Regions from separate parts of the Homo sapiens genome. Here region 1 is linked to region 2. Evidence: chromatin loops called from intact Hi-C (ENCODE). Cell type or tissue: psoas muscle. All regions are shown on one strand. Each heading gives the region's core, and the rest is flanking DNA. Links, peaks and the distances in the headings are about the cores only.

The links. Peaks named below come from ENCODE experiments on the same cell type or tissue, not always from the same donor. Only the 100,000 strongest peaks of a DNase experiment are listed, where the experiment ranks them.
Region 1: it touches region 2 in a loop (2.5-fold over the local background); 1 of 110 quality-filtered maps calls a loop at or near these places.

The regions. Positions count from the first base shown.
Region 1 is chr6:69,843,016-69,851,362 of GRCh38, forward strand. No RefSeq gene overlaps it. Among named protein-coding and RNA genes, the nearest start is that of COL19A1, 19 kb to the right of the region's middle. In psoas muscle, for the core only: no CTCF peak of the experiment used is centred there; no DNase peak of the experiment used is centred there; H3K27ac peaks cover 1,555 bases.
Region 2 is chr6:69,909,149-69,917,495 of GRCh38, forward strand. All of the region lies in intron 4 of COL19A1 (collagen type XIX alpha 1 chain), which reads left to right. Among named protein-coding and RNA genes, the nearest start is that of COL19A1, 47 kb to the left of the region's middle. RefSeq lists enhancers at 4,758-5,279, 8,223-8,347 and a silencer at 5,083-5,281. In psoas muscle, for the core only: no CTCF peak of the experiment used is centred there; no DNase peak of the experiment used is centred there; H3K27ac peaks cover 1,852 bases.

The DNA.
Region 1 (8,347 bases), core at 319-8,318, 66 kb before region 2:
GGGGGCACAGTCAGACCTCACTCATTTCCATCCCTTTTCCTATACCTCCTACTCCTGGTGGTGCCTGGCTCAGAACTGAGTAAATGGAACCTGAAATATTACTGAATAATTATAGACAATTAAAAAATTGGCTTTTATTTATTGCCTGTGGTCACTCAGCTATTTGGTTTTGGCCTGGGACTCTCAAAACCAGGTGCTTGCTGTAAATTCCCGCCAGATCTAATGTTTTTCTAAAAGATTATTTGGTAACACTAGTTCTCTGTGACTCTCTGTTTTGTGTTACCACCTATCTTACTAGAATGAATTATTTCCCATTTTCTTCTCTGTGTTTGTGTCTATTTCTCTGATCTGTGGCTAATGTGTGGGGTAACTCTTTCTCACCTACTCTAACACCAGTCAAGCTCTGAATCACTTACATTTCAGCATGCTATTCATAAAATTGCCTCTGCTCCAATCTCAGTTTTTGAACATGTCCAAAGCATTATAATTTTTCCACACCCTTGACTTTGATGAGGTCATGTGCTATAAATTTGTCCATATCACCTAAAAGTTCAGATTTCTCTGTCTTCTAGCTCCCTTTTTCTTCTTTAGTGGTTTCATAACTGAACATCCTAATATGATTTTTCCAGTCCAGCTAAGATCCAGTGCTTAGAGGCATTGCAAAATCAATGTCTACTAATAAGTTCAAAATATTTTCACTTCTTTTATTGGTTGTCTTTGAACACAAAAAGAAATATGAAAAAATATTGTGAACAAAGGCACCCATTTTCAATGTAAGTATTTGCCAAGATAGGCTTGGACCTAAGAAATGTTGTGAGTTTTTTTTTTCATATTCTTTCTCAGTGAGTTGATTCTTCTCTGTTCTATTTTTTCCCCACTCTACACAAGTCTTTTTATGAGTCTTAAAAGAAAATTGCTAATGTCTTAATTCTCTTGCCTGGATTTCTTTTCAGATTAGTTTTTCTTGATTTCCTTACCCTTATTTTTAATCATTTTCTCTATTTTCATCTGTGAGTAGCAGATGTGTGTAGGCTCAGTTTAGCTAAATAAAAATTAGGTACCAAAATATAATTATTCACCCATGTTGGTATACTTGATTTAGGAAAATATATGGATGATTATTTGCAAGGCTTATGAGTCAATGATTATCTGCATTTAAACTTCAAATTTTTATACAAAAAATAGAAATATGATTTCAATATATACGACCCTTATATAGTTAGAATTGTAATATCAATTGAGAAAAGAATAATGGAAAGAAACTACAGCATTATAAAATAAGTTTAAAAAATCAGGATTCTTTAGCCACTTACCCAATAAACAGATGTTGAATTCATATTATCCATAATCACTAAGGGGGATATTAAAAATATTGAGCCCTGAAAGGAATCTATTTTCCCAGAGCTCACAATTATATTACATTTATTTACTACTTGCATCACATAGGTGTGAAAAAAGGTATTATAGAGGATATTAATGGATTTTATATAGGATAGTAAAGAGATATCAAGTTCAGGGAGTTTTATTATTATAAATTATAAAACATTAGGATAGGGTATATGTTTGCCTTAAAGGTGTTTGATTGTTTGGCTGCAGCCCTCTTAGGGATCCATAGAGCTTTAGGTCTGAAAAAACTTAGACATTATTTAGTCCAACTTCATCACTTTACAGCTTAGGAAACTGAAATCCAGAGAGTTAGATGACTTATCCAACATTAGTGGCATGTAACAGCCAACAGTGTAAAACTGGGGTATTTTTTTTTCACCTTTCCATTTACCTATTTATCTCTTTAAGAAATATTTGAATAGACCTGGGAATACAAAATATCGGGACAAAATAAATAAACCATCATTTGCTCTCTCGAAGTGCTTCTTGTACAACAAACTATAATTGATGGAATGACATAATGGCATAGATAATAAAAGAGTAGTCATGTTGGCGTGTGTGGGATTCCCACATCAGTGTTGCCACATAGCCTCCTCTTCAACTTAGGATAATTTCAACAGATTTTTAAAAACCTTGTCAACAACATTTTAGACAAGCAGAGAAAGATTTTCACTTTACACTTGTGCTAAAAGTGTGGGCAAAACCAAGTTTTACTTGAAATGTCTTGTTTCATTTAACATTTTGGGTTAGATAAAAAACAATGTATTTATTTATTTATTTTTAATTTTTCTTTTGAGGTGGGGTCTTGCTCTGTCACCCAGGCTGGAGTGCAGTGGCGGGATCTGGGTTCACTGCAACCTCTGCCTCCTGGTTTCAAGCGATTTTCCTGTCTCAACCTCCTGAGTAGCTGGGATTACAGGCGCCCCACCATGCCTGGTTAATTTTTGTATTTTTAGTAGAGACAGGGTTTCGCCATGTTGGCCGGGCTGGTCTGGAACCCCTGACCTCAGGTGATCTACCCACCTTGGCCTCCCAAAGTGCTGGAATTACAGCTGTGAGCCACTGGGTGGGCCAATGTATTTATTTTTATTAAAAGTTTCACGCATAGTGTTTCACAAAAATAAATAAACACAATGCTACATTTTATTATACTTTTTAAACATTGTTTTTCTTTTAAAGAAAGTTTGAAATTTGAGCTAGTACTAATTTTGCTGCTTCAATTTAGCATAATTTAAGTCACTTTAGGAAGGCGTATTTGTTGTTTTTATCGATTATTCATGAAAAGAAAGTTCCAGTTCTGACAGTCAATTTTTATCAAAGGAAGATATGAAGTTATTGTTTAACATACATTGCCAACTGAATTACATGGAGTGAAAATAAAGTAGTGTGTAGCTTTATTAATGAATTCAGACACTCAGCATTGACTCCAAGTCTCTTTAAAATTAGGTTGAATTTAAATATAGTAAAAGTCCAGTTTCAAACTTAGTTTATTTTTATAATGCTAAATTTCTCATATTAAAATTTTGATGATTACATAGTCTCCATTTTATTAAAACTTATCTTTATTGTCATCTTTCAAAAATATGAATAGCAATAAGGACACATGAACACTTTTTATTTTTTTTCTAATGAGACTGCATAGAATTGTTATGCATAAAGCAGACTTCAAAACAGGTCAGGCATATCTAACTTGTAAAATAGAGTGTACATAGTTCAATACATAATGTGTATGCTTTCATTACAGGGTGAATGTGTTTAGTGTGTCCAAAAAATTTTGGTAATACAACTAGACTATCCTTCCATCCTCCAGTACCTCAAAGGTAGAACACAATGTATGTTTTTAAGATAAATATTATTTCTGAAATACTCCAGAACCCTAAAATTTTGCTGGTAGTTCTATCTATGTTCTGGATGCCCCAAATGTCTTTATGCTTGAATTATTAAAAATGAAAATCTTGGCTGGATGTCATAGCTCATGCCTGTAATCCATGCATTTTGAGAAACCAAGATGGGATGATTGCTTGAGCCCAGGAGTTTGAGACTAGCCTGGACAACCTAGTGAGAATGCATCTCTACAAATTTTGTTTAAAAATTAGCTCGGTGTGGTGGCTCACAGAGGTGGTGCCTGCTACTCGGAGGCTGAGGTGGGAAGATCACTTGAGCCTGAGTGATCAAAGCTGCAAAAAAATGGAAATCTTTATTTTTGCAGAATTTACAGAAGTCCTAATCTAGACAAAGGCACTTTTTATAATGGTTAAAGGTTGCTGCTGCTGTTTAAAGTTAGTAAAGTGGCTTCTAATCTAGGAATATATGAAAATGCACTAGAATACAATTTTTAAATAATCTGTAAGCAAATACTACTAAAAGCTCTCAAGATTTATAAATTTTGAAATTTTACCACCATATTTAAAATATTATAGTTGATTATTCCTGCTGATGGTGGAGTTTCTATCACTAGACTTGCATTTAGGTTTGAGGTAGCAAAAAACTGTTCCTTTTGGCTTTCCAAACAACCAGCAGAAGTTAGTGTGTAATTTCCAGTTAAGTTGTTACTATTTGCTTTTTTGTTTTGTTTTGTTTGTTTTTAATTGTTGCACAATCAGCCAGGACACCATTCTTGACTCAATTACAATAATATATTCTGAGAAATAATAAACAGAAACTCTATTTCTCTTACATGTATCAATGACATACAAAATATTTCCTCATAAATCTAAATTTAGCCCTCTGGAAAGAATCTAAATAAACTATAAGGGAGGTGGATAAACTCTTGGCAATGGTGTGGTATGCAGTAGAAACAGTACAGTCTATATTACTCAGCAGTCTTTTTATCTGCAACTGATAGAAATTTAAATTCAAGTTAACTAAACCAACAACAAGGAAAAGAGAACTCATTGACTAACATCATAGAAAATTCAAGGGTTCCATCCTGCTTCAGGGCTTGCTAAATTCAGAGACTCGAATGAAGTCATCTTTCTCTTTTTATTCCCTAGCTCTAGTTTGTTTTGTGTTGGCTATCTTCCACGAGTAAGCTGTCTATTTGAGGTGGCCTCCAGAAACTCTAGGCTTACTGCTAACTATTCCAGTGAAAAACGGTTTCTCTTCTGAATAATCCCAATAAAATCCCAACACTAAATATCACTGGATGACTTGGATCACACACACACCCTTGAGCCAATTGCTATGACCAAGGAGGTAGGATATGCTCACTATACAGGGCTAAGTCACATGCCTACTCCTAGATGAGAGAGCTATGGTCAGCTCCATTTAAACAACCTAGACTGAAAGTGGAGAAGACTTGATCACTGAAAGGAAAACCAGATGAAGTTACCCAAAGAAAGATGTTTAATAGGAAAAAAAAAAATTTAAAATCTACCTTACTTTCAAATTCAGGTGATTTTGGTCTACTTAATGATAGGTGACTTCTACTGACTCATTTTCTTCTCCATATATGATATTGATTTGGGGGTCAAATGACTAGCCTTAAGAATGTAGGTTCGATGGGGCACAGTGGCCCATGCCTGTAATCCCAGTAGTTTGGGAGGCCAAGATGGGTTGATCACTTGAGGTCAGGAGCTCAAGACCAGCCTGGCCAACATGGTGAAATCCCCGTCTCTACTAAAAATACAAAAAATTAGCTGGGTGTGTTGGCAGGTGCCTGTAATCCCAGCTACTCGGGAGGTTGAGGCAGGAGAATTGCTTGAACCCAGGAGGCAGAGGTTGCAGTGAGCTGAGATCTTGCCATTGCACTCCAGCCTGGGCAACAAGTAAAACTCCATCTCAAAAAAAAAAAAAAAAAAAAAAAAAAGAGAATGTAGGTTCATCTTGATTTTTATGGTATCAGAATAAAGGGCACATACAGTACATACAGTTTCTGGAAACAAGTTTATAAGAAATTGTCTCTGTAGCCTCAGGTTGATATAAAGGAAATAAAGATTTTAAGTAGTTCAATTCACTGTTTTAAGGCATACATGAAGTCTTAGTATTCTAGTATTTATATGACATTACTTTTTGTATTTTATCGTTGGATATAATATTTAAAAAACCACTAATTCCTGATTTTTCCCCTTATTTATAAGCTGGTTTTCTCTTCCAACATGAAGGTCACCATTACAGTTCCAGGCAAATAAACAGGAGATAGCAGATGTCTTCTCGGGAAGAAGAGGGTTATAATGTAGTGGGAAGCCTGCCTCCATTGTCAAGGGGTTTGTGCAGAGAACTGGGGAAGCAAAGGTAAGAGAGGGAGCTGTAGCACCAGACTGCGGAGACCTAGTCAGCTGAAAGAAGCCATTGGATCCTTACTAAGCTGAGAGGGGATAGACAAGGGGTTTATTAACATCAGACACTAACAGCAGGTGCAGAGCTGTGAGTCAGCCAGCATGCAGAGTATGATTGTACTGGTAGTTTTTACTGGTAGTTTATAGTTGTGCCTGTATTCTTAGGTACTTGCGTTGTACTGATTTCTGTGTTTTTACTTTCAGTATCAATTAAATGACATTCAGCGCATATCCAAGGACTAGCATGAGGCCAGCATTCTCCCTCTTCCCCAATGCTATCGAGTGATTTACACTTCTCTCCCACACATTCAGATGCCGTCTTAAAGAGAAATAGAGAAAGGAGAATGAAATGTTTTTGCAGAATTATTGTAGGATTACCCCATGTAATCTCTTCAGATAGCTGGATTGTACTAATATTTGAAAACCAAATTCAGTATTTCAACCCTACTTCCTAGTGTGTGGGTGGGTAGGGTCATAAAGATTAGATCAGTTATAGAGAAATAAAGAAGTCATGTGATATGCACATCCAAGTTGTGGTATGTGTAAATCCTGATACACAAACCAATGAATTAGCTTTAAATGTAAATTTATACTATTGGCCACTAGCAAGAGGCCACTTAATTTACTCATAGACATTTAGCTGGGATCTCTGTGTGTGATGTTAGTGCCATAAAAGGATGAACTTGAACCTCATAAGGCTGCATTTTTGTCTAGGTAGATTTAGCAAAGATTATGATTTTTTTTTTTTGTTTTTGAGGTGGAATCTTGCTGTGTCGCCCAGGCTAGAGTACAGTGGCCCGATCTCAGCTCACTGCAAGCTCCACCTCCCGGGTTCACACCATTCTCCTGCCTCAGCCTCCCGAGTAGCTGGGACTACAGGTGCCTGCCACCACGTCCAGTTAATTTTTTGTATTTTTAGTAGAGATGGGGTTTCACCGTGTTAGCCAGGATGGTCTTGATCTCCTGACCTCATGATCTGCCCGCCTCGGCCTTCCAAAGTGCTGGGATTACAGGTGTGAGACACCACGCCCAGCCCTAGTAAAGATTATAATTTTTTTTAAAACTAGGTCACCTTGTAATGGAAATAGTAGCAGAGGATAAAGAAGAAAGTAGAAAAAAAGGTTTTAATAAATATAGCATGTATAGGATGAATATTCTACTTATACCAGATACATAGATGATTGAAAATGGGATCATAAATAGGGCAAAAACACTGAAATGTGTACTTATGTAGAAACATATATGGATAGAAAATTTACAAAAGAAGAAAAAAGAAATTTGGAAAATATTCATTTTAGTTTTAATAAACATAAATCACACAAATGATTTATATAAATATAAAAAGTCCCCTTCTCACTATTGAAAGAGCATATTTTATATTGCTGGTGAAATTGTAAACCTTTTTTTTTTTAGTAATTTAGCAGTATTCATAAGACAGTAGATGTTTTCAGGAGTATAACTTAAAGAAGTAACCTCAAATATAGAAAACTCTGGGTTCACAAATATGTTGATCATGTTTTTTAGTAGTAAGAAAGTAAAAACAACCTAAGCATTCCAAAGTAGGAGAATGATTAAATATACCTAATTGTTTAAATATTATGAAGGCATTTAGGACCAAAGCAAAAAGGAAAAAAAGTCATTCTAATATTTTATAAATGTTACTCTTATACCTAATGACAAATATACATTTTTTAAGAAACAAGATAATGTCAGAATCATAGGAGTATCAGGTATTATTTTTCTGGTTTCCAAATACTAACAGTGTAGTCAGAATATCTGTTCAATGGCTAAGTGCATAAAGAAAGAAAATTGCTATGGGGACAGAATTGAATATCTCTGAACCCCAGTTTTCTTCTCTACAGATACCATCCAATATAATCCCTCATTCAAGTTTTCTAGATTCTAAAACTCTGTAATCTATGGTCTATAAATAATGAGCATATGAAAGATTTAGTTTTAGACTTCTTTCAAAACGTTGTCACTAAGATTCCATGGAAATAGAGCATTGCCATCTGGTGGGATAGCTCATAAATAAGAACATAAATAATGCATTTTAAAAGTTTGTTGCATTAATAAATATTTCAAAAAATATAGAAAAGTTATAAAAAAGAAAGGATTATTGAGCAAAAGCAAAATAATAGATACTCAACACTCAACAAGATTTCATTCTCAGCAAACCATCGCAAAGACAAAAAACCAAACACCGCATGTTCTCACTTATAGGTGGGAATTGAACAATGAGAACACATGGACACAGGAAGGGGAACATCACACACCTGGGACTGTTGTGGGGTTGGGGGAGGGAGGAGGGATAGCATTGGGAGATATACCTAATGCTAAATGATGAGTTAATGGGTGCAGCACACTAACATGGCACATGTATACATATGTAACAAACCTGCACGTTGTGCACATGTACCCTAAAACTTAAAGTATAATAATAATAAAATTAAAAAAAATACCTACTTTGTGCAAAACATTGTAGTAGTAAAAATTAGAGAAAGTCTAATTAGAGAGATAAAATTTTAAATTGAAAAGTTACATTAAATATAAAGCAAAGTTCACTCATTTTTGGATTAGTATATTTTTGTGTATTTTGTTTAAAAATCTTTGCTTATCAGTAGGTAGTAAGAATATATTGTGATATTGTATTTTAAAAGCTTTGTTTTATGTTTTATATTTAG
Region 2 (8,347 bases), core at 85-8,084:
TTTACAAACTTATCCATTTTCTAGCCTCAAATGTACATAAACTTTCTAAGGAAAAGAGGGTAGGTTCTCATTTCTGAGGAAAAAAGGAGTAGTTTTTCACTTGTCTTGTTGAAACACAGGACAGAACATTAGTAAAGAGTTTGCAGAAAGAGGTATAAGATACGGTTCTTGCCTCTAGGGAGTGTGTGATATCTCTCCTCTTAGGGGCAAGAAATGAAGACAGACTTAATTATAATTATAATTATAAGCATACAGTTAATGCTTTAAATGTTCAACGGAACAAATATAAAGACAAAATCTCTTATATTTGGGATGATAAAAAAATATCTTGAAGACTATGGGATTTAAACTAGGCTTTGAAAACTGAAGAGACTACTGAGAGTCAGAGATGAATCAAGTTCTGGGGAGAAGAAAGACATCTAAGGTGAGGGAAGGCCCTAGGAGGTTAAGACATGGAAAAATACAATAAATATAATTACATGAGATAATTTCTATATGAGTAAAACATTGACAACCCAATTTATCCATATCCAAGGTGGCAGGCAGTTTGATTTTCTCTGATGCTCACAAACATTACATAAGCCCCTGGCAAAAATTTTGAAGAACTGATATACGATTTTCCCCACCACATCCAGATGGCTTAAGTTCTAATGAAAGTCTACGGTCATTCAAAATAGGTAATAGGCCTCTCATATGGTATCATATAATCGGAAAGGTATTATTTTTCTTTAGACTCCATTGCTCACATCAGAACTCCCATTCTTTGGCCAGGCAGGAAATTGTTCAGATATATAAGCCTTACAGGGTAGAGATTACATCCAACTGATTCATGTTTGTGTCCCTCGTGGTACCTGACACACAGTGGTGTTTAGTGCTAGTTGAATTGGTATGATCTTAAGTTTAAATTGAAGGGATATTTGAAATTTATTGGTACAGCTACTTGCATATTTTAGGCAACCAATAATTTCTTTTCACCAGCACCTCAAAAAATAAGGCACCTTACTTCTAATTCTTGTACTAGATCTTTTCACCAAAGAAGACTTAAGAACAAGGCACATGTGACTACCCAGTTTCCAACAATGATAATGATTCTTATAATACCACCTTACATTTATGAATGTTATATGATTTACAAAGTAATTTTGCCTTCTTGTATCAATGGTACCACAATGACTTCTGTGATGTAGTACTTTATCACCATTTTATAGATGAAAAATGAGGTTGAATGACATTAAGGAATTCACCTAAAATTTCAAAAATAATAAACAGTTGTGTCTAGAACTCAGTTCTTCTGTCTCCAAATCCAGAATTAATTTCTACTTTATTATGACTAATTACATGTAAATTATCTTGTTATGTCTATATGCCATTTACTTTGATAGTAGTGAGGTACTAGCTAAATGTACTACTTAGGAGTCATAATAAAGCAAATGTTCTCATAAAGTAATGAAACTAAAGTGTTCTATTTTGATAATTACTTGGGCCAGTCTAATAGGCATTGATTAATCTACCTCTATTGTTGGATTATATATTAGATTTTTTTCTTTTTCCAGTCATTCTTTTATCCTATGAATCAATCTTGTAAGGGACAGCAGAGCTTTTCGCCTGGTAGGGTTGTGTGAATGTATCTGTGCAGTGTACACTGCAGATTTTCAGAGTGTACAAAAGAAAGGCATGTAAGCATGTACTTCAGTCTTATCTTTAATCTTAATTTGGCTCATAAAAATGCTATTTGAGGACTAATTAGTTATTATCCTTAGGTGGTTGCAAATGCGTTGATTTATAATGGTTGTAAACCTACAAATAAGCATGGTCTTAAATTTATGAATTAGAGAATTGACCTTTAATAGTGCTTGATGCTTTGTTATACTAGTGCTTCAGCATAGCTTTATAACAACTCTAAAGATTTTTCTGTAGGCTGATTGGACTCTGTGTATCACAAAATAGCATCAAATAGTCTAATCCTCCTTCTCAGACACAGTCAGACTGTAGGATATAATTATAATTTCAATAATAAACTTTGAAATCTATGTCAACCAAGGAAGAATAATTGTGCCAACTGATAAATCATTACTTTATTGTCATTTCAATTCTTTCAACTTAGCCACAAATGCTAATTAGAAAATAAACATGGTAGCAGAAAAACTATGCTTATGTTATTTTATGTGATTCCTGTAAGTTTCCTACATCTTGTTCATTATCTCATTTAGGTCAGCACTTATGTTTCCTAAGACACTTTTTTTTCCCCCAAATTAGGTGACATTTTAATAATTTTAGACTAAAGTAATAAAATATTCAAATAATTGACTTGATTAATTCCTTTCACCCTGGCTATATCTAAGTAATTTGGAAACATCATAAGTTCAGTGAAAATGTTAATATGAACACATGTGGTGATGCCATGCAGAATTAACATCTGGCTGGTTGAATTTGAGACTGAGTTGACCAGATGTTTTGTGTTCAAGTTATTTTTCTTATTTGAACAATCTCAACTTCTTCTCTCTACTTCATAATTTCTTAATTTCAGCTGTTCTCCCTGGAGGCAACCCCCCTTCTTTCAAAGGTTAACCCCTTCACTTGTGCTCTTAATCCTCTCCTAGCCAGCCTCCTCTAAGACCTTGATCCACCCATGATCCCCCTGCTCTTGGGTCTTCAGTGCTCCTCTCCACAGTATCCTGGCCTCTTACTCTACAAATATATACTTAATCCTTCCCTATTACAGAAACATTTTCCCTGGGCAGTCCCCTTTACTCACAGACTTCTTAAAGGAACAATGTTACTGTCCACTTTTACTTCTTCACACATCCCTTAGCCCATTAAAATCTGACTAGGACTTCTTGAACACTATGGAAATTTCTGCCTCATAGTTGCCGGTGACAGCTGTCCTAATTCCAATGCCAGCGTTGACCTAGGTGTTGCACTAAACTTCCTTTGTTAACCCATTTCTGTCTCTCTCTGTCATACCATGCCCACCTTTTCTGCCCATTGGAATCCTACATATCCTAGAAAGCTTAGTACACATGCTACATTCTACACTAAGCCCTCACTAATGTCCTTCAAGTTTCCTTCTTTTTTTGGTGGTCCAATACCACTTTTTCCATAATTCTTACATAATTCTGATCTCATTCTGACTTGTGTAATCTAAATGTTCTCAGGCCTCGTTAATATGTGGATTTAAATGATATTATATTAACATCAATGCGTAAATTGATATTACTTCTACTTTCTACATACATCACTGCTTAAAACCTACTGTTGTTATTTCTGGGAGCCCGAAAAGTGATGCACATGTGTTCATGTTCAAAAGCAGATATGCTTTTCTTCTTGTTTTCTAATTTTCTTATCAATGCGTGTTGCTATTGCCATTGCTGGGAGCTCTCTCCATGCAAATGCTACTCTGTGAGACCCAACCAACCTCTGCTCATGGCTGCTCATTCTTGGCCCACAGGTGCCAGAATTACCCTGTGGCTTATGACTGTGTGAGGTGTGCATGTGTGCTTTGGAAGGTGGTGGCAGAGATCTAAAGACCCCTTCTCTAACTGTCCCCTGGGCCCTGAGGCAGTGTATCTTGGGCACAGAGCCTCACAGAGTGTTTAATAAATATAGTCCTATCAACTCCTGGCTCACCATCATTTGTGAGTCTCAAAAGCCAGTAGAGGCCAGGCACGGTGGCTCACACCAGTAATCCTAGCACTTTGGGAGGCCAAGGCAGGCAGATCGCTTGAGCCCAGGAGTTCGAGATCAGCTTGAGTAACATAGCAAAACCCTGTCTCTACAAAATACAAAAAAGTTAGCCAGGTATGGTGGTGTATGCCTGTAGTCATAGCTACTCAGGAGCCTCAGGTGGGAGGATTGCTTGAGCCCAGGGAGGTTGAGGCTGCAGTGAGCCCTGATCATGCCACTACACTCCAGCCTGAGTGACAGAGTGAGACCCTGTCTCAAAAAATTAAAAAATAAAAAGTATGAATACGAGGCAATTCTCTCTGTTATCCTCAAGTTTGCCTCTCTCTTCTGATTTACCCACAATAAGAATGTAAAGTTTCTTTTGGTTAAGAGGGCTATATTGAGAAAAAATATTTTATGTTATATTGTCATTATTATTTCTACCTTCAGCTTTGATGCCAGTGAAAGAATAAATACTAACAAAGTATTTCATTCAATTCCCAAATGATAGTAAATATTATATGCTAAACCCTGAGAATTTAAGGGTGAATAGAAACAGTCCCCTCCATTGAATTATTTCTGTTTGGAAGGACAGGCCAAAAATAAGCTGTTATGGCATATAATAGCAATTTTTAGATATATGTATGATAAACTCTGAGAGAACAGATGAAGCCAGGAAAAGCTTCATAGAGGAAGTGAAAAGTTGAGCCTTGAAGTGTGAATTTACCAGGTGAGCCAAGGGGTCAATGTATGTTGTGGTAGTTAGAGGGAGCATCATGGTAGTTTTAAAGGTCAAAGCAATTTGAGGAATAGTGAGAAATCCCATGTGGTTAATGAACACAGGTGAGAAGAATGTCTGGAGGTAGAGAAGACTTGAAAGTGTGGGCTGTTCTGAAAGGTCTTACTTGCTGGCATGAGGGGTTTGAACTTTATTCATATTTTAAAAAAAAGTGGAGGTGTAGTAGCAATAGCACTACATGCTAGAAAAAAACAGCTGAGCGCATATGCCATTGGGAAAATCTCAGCTTTCAATTAGGTCTAGGACCTCCCAGGCTGATCCTAAAGCAACAGTTGAGCTCTCGGACCCAAGGATACTTCAGAATTTAGAGGACCTTTTGCGGGCAGGGTTGGGTTTAATCCAGGGTTAAAAAAAAAAAAACCCTTTCCTGGCTGAGGGACACCAGAAAAAACTAACCTTCAATGTATCCTCATTTCTAAAGAGCAGACTGTCTAATTTATCCTTGGTTTTTGTTATCTGGATGGCATCCAGTAGGGGGACTTGTTTTCAATGGGAAGTCGTTTACAATGCCACATTGAACTAGTGCTAATCAGATCAGGCGTGAGATTGTTAGAGGGTCATCCAAGCTTTGTTTTCCCATTAACAACCTATCTGCCTGAATCCCCTCAGCAAACACAAAAGGGCTAAGATTTCAGAGTCTCTGTGGCTGTGGAACTCCAACATCATCAACCAGCCTGGGAGGAAGGCATTTCAGACAAACCCTCTAGGCCCTGCTAGCCAAATTGCTTGTAACTGACAGGTGATGGTGGGTGTCAGCTGGGAAAGAAATGACTTACTATAAACTCCAAGCATCTCTCACTTCACTCTCAGGAAATGTAACTTGTATCATATTTCTCTTCCTGGAAGATATTCAGCAAGTCAGAGGCCTCACTGATACTTGTAAATACGGAAGTTCTTCCTAAACCCTGCCTCACACTTACTCGGAATGGCAGAATTAATTTGGAAGCCAGTTCTTGATATTTAAAAATCGATTTTTTTCCATTTAGCCATTTAATTTTATAAGCAAAATTAAATAAATAAAGCTTGGTCTTGTTAAACAAATAAATAAAGCTTAGTCTTTTAAATATGATCTGGAAAATTCACTCTAGCTCTATCAAAATAGCACTTTGCTTTCAAGGCTTATGCTTTGAGCTGGTTGAAGAATTACCTCCGGAACCACTGTAATCAGTAATTAAACTTTTTAAACACTTTGCTATGTGAATGTATCTCACACTCAATTTTTAGAACATCATTTATGAAATGAAATTTCTCTAGAATAACAATGTCATCTTGCTTTTCAGTTCATGAGCACTGAAATTATAAAAGTTTCTTCATCTTTTTTTTATATTTTAGTTCTTGTCTCACATTCCTTATTATTTATTTAAGCAAAAGATCAAACAGGAAACTGGTAATCATGAATTTTCTTCCTAATCCTTTCTTGTTCTGTAGCTTGGTTTATCCTTTCCTTTTTGTATATTTGAAACCGAACTGTTACTACACAGAGACGTAACCATATTACAAACTGTGGTTCTTTTAGGAACACTGAACAAAAACATCAAATTTGGACTTGCTATACAATGAAATTGCTAATTACTTAATATACTAATAAGTAAACAAATTTATGAGCTTCATTATTGTCTTTAAGTTTCTTGACAACAACCCACCAGGGCCTAGTCATGGAGAACAAATGCAACCTACTGTCTGCTTCTATCTCCCCATAAAACAACTGTCAATAAATATGAGCATGTACTTTAAAATAGTGAATTAATTTTAAAATTTTCTGCTTTTCCCCAACTTTGTCATACTTACAATGCTAACCATTGGAAGGGAGTCTGAAAAGCAAAGTTTATCCTCTTAAGGCAGTTTTTATTGGCTTCTCATTAATTGGACAGCCGGGAATGCTCATTATTTGTTCAGTTGATACCCTCTGTTGCTGGGAGACCAGATACTTCACCTTCATTAAGTTAACTTTGTAGATAACAATGGCAGGCCCTGATTTCACAATTCAGGGAATGAATAGAATGAAAGTTTACTGTGTGCCAGGAAAACCATAATGTAGGATTGGTGCAAAAGTTTCTCTTTCTTTCCATCATCATTTGAGATAGTCACATGATCATTATTTTCACGTTTGAATAAATTACTTATCTTTTAGTTACGTTACCATTCTACTGTTGTTCTTCCCAAAGTATGAAAATCCCAATGTATTACTTTTCATTAGGAAAATAAATACAGAGGTACTATTTATCAGAACACGTTTTACCTTTCTTCACATTACCTAGTTACTAGTATACATACTGTTCTCATGATTTTCACTACTACTTCCTGAAAATTACACTCATCTCATCTTTTTTTTTTTTTTTTTTTTTTTAGACAGAGTCTTGCTGTCGCCCAGGCTGGAGTGCAGTGGCGCGATCTCAGCTCACTGCAAGCTCTGCCTCCCAGGTTCACGCCATTCTCCTGCCTCAGCCTCCCAAGTAGCTGGGACTACAGGCATCTGCCACCATGCCTGGCTAATTTTTTGTATTATTAGTAGAGATGGGGTTTCACCGTGTTAGCCAGGATGGTCTTGATCTCCTGACCTTGTGATCTGCCCGCCTCGGCCTCCCAAAGTGCAGGGATTACAGGCGGGAGCCACCGCGCCCAGCTTTAAATTACACTCATCTTTAAGGAAATGCTTGGTGAACCATGGCACATGTTTACCTATGTAACAAAACTGTGCATGCTGCACATGTACCCCAGGACTTAAAATAAAAATGAAAATTAAAAAGAAAAGAAATGTTTGGTGAAAACTTCTAAGTTTTCTAGAAAATGATCTAAGGAATTAGAGAGAAAATATTCCTGATTTTTTTTCATCTTGTTTAGCATGGCTATCTTTTCCAAAATCCAATAGGCAGTAATTTCTATTTTGAAGTCATAACTGTGTGTTTTGTGATACTTCCTGATCTATGCTCAAAATATCATTAGAGGAAGGAACTATAATAATTTACCTTTCAGGGCTACTAGCCACGTAGGATGTGCAAATGTCAGAATAAATACTTTGCTTGGAGCCCAAAATATGATTCATTGTTGTTGTTAATATTATAGTGTGATTGTAAACATTTTATTTATTCATTTCTTGAAATTAATATATTTACTTATATCCCTCCTTAATACTTATGAAAATAGAGACATTTTTCCCCTCATAGTGCCAAAATATTACTTTTAAGTCAGGTTGGTAATGATGAGGGGAATTTTATTCTTAACCAAAAAAGAAAGCTCAAAAAGATACAAGCAACTTGATACATTGGAAGAAACTAACCTTGGAATTAAAAGTCATAAGTTCAAGTTCCAACCTGACCTCTGGCAGAGTAAAGGTGAGGTAGTTATTTAACGTCTGCAGCTTTAATTTCTCATTTATGAAGTGAGATGATTGATCTAAATTACTATCAAAGTCCCTTTCAGCTTTAGGAGTATAGAACTACAGGAAACTATGATGTGTGGTTTCTTATGACCAACACATTTCCAAGGACTTGAAGACTTCTATGAAGACACTTTTGGTGAAATATTGGAGCAGCTATTATATTTTGCTTCAGCCTGTAGAGATTTTAAACTTCTTTTTGAAATTAAGAAACTGATGTGTTTGTTAAGGACTTCTTTTTCTATCAAAGTTTTTGATTAACCTGCTTTAGAATCACATAGGATTTGACTTTTCCATCTGTTGTTTTCCTGATGAATGTGATATAGCACAGTCTCATAAGGCCTCCACGTTAAGGCCTTATGCAAGATAACATAGATTTTATGCTGAGCAACGTAAGTGTTAAGCACTTACTAGGACTGGTTATAGGCATCATTGTGGATTTTCATGAATGGAACAAATCTTTATGGATGCTTCCTATATGCAAGGTACTAGTCTAGATGCTTGATTTA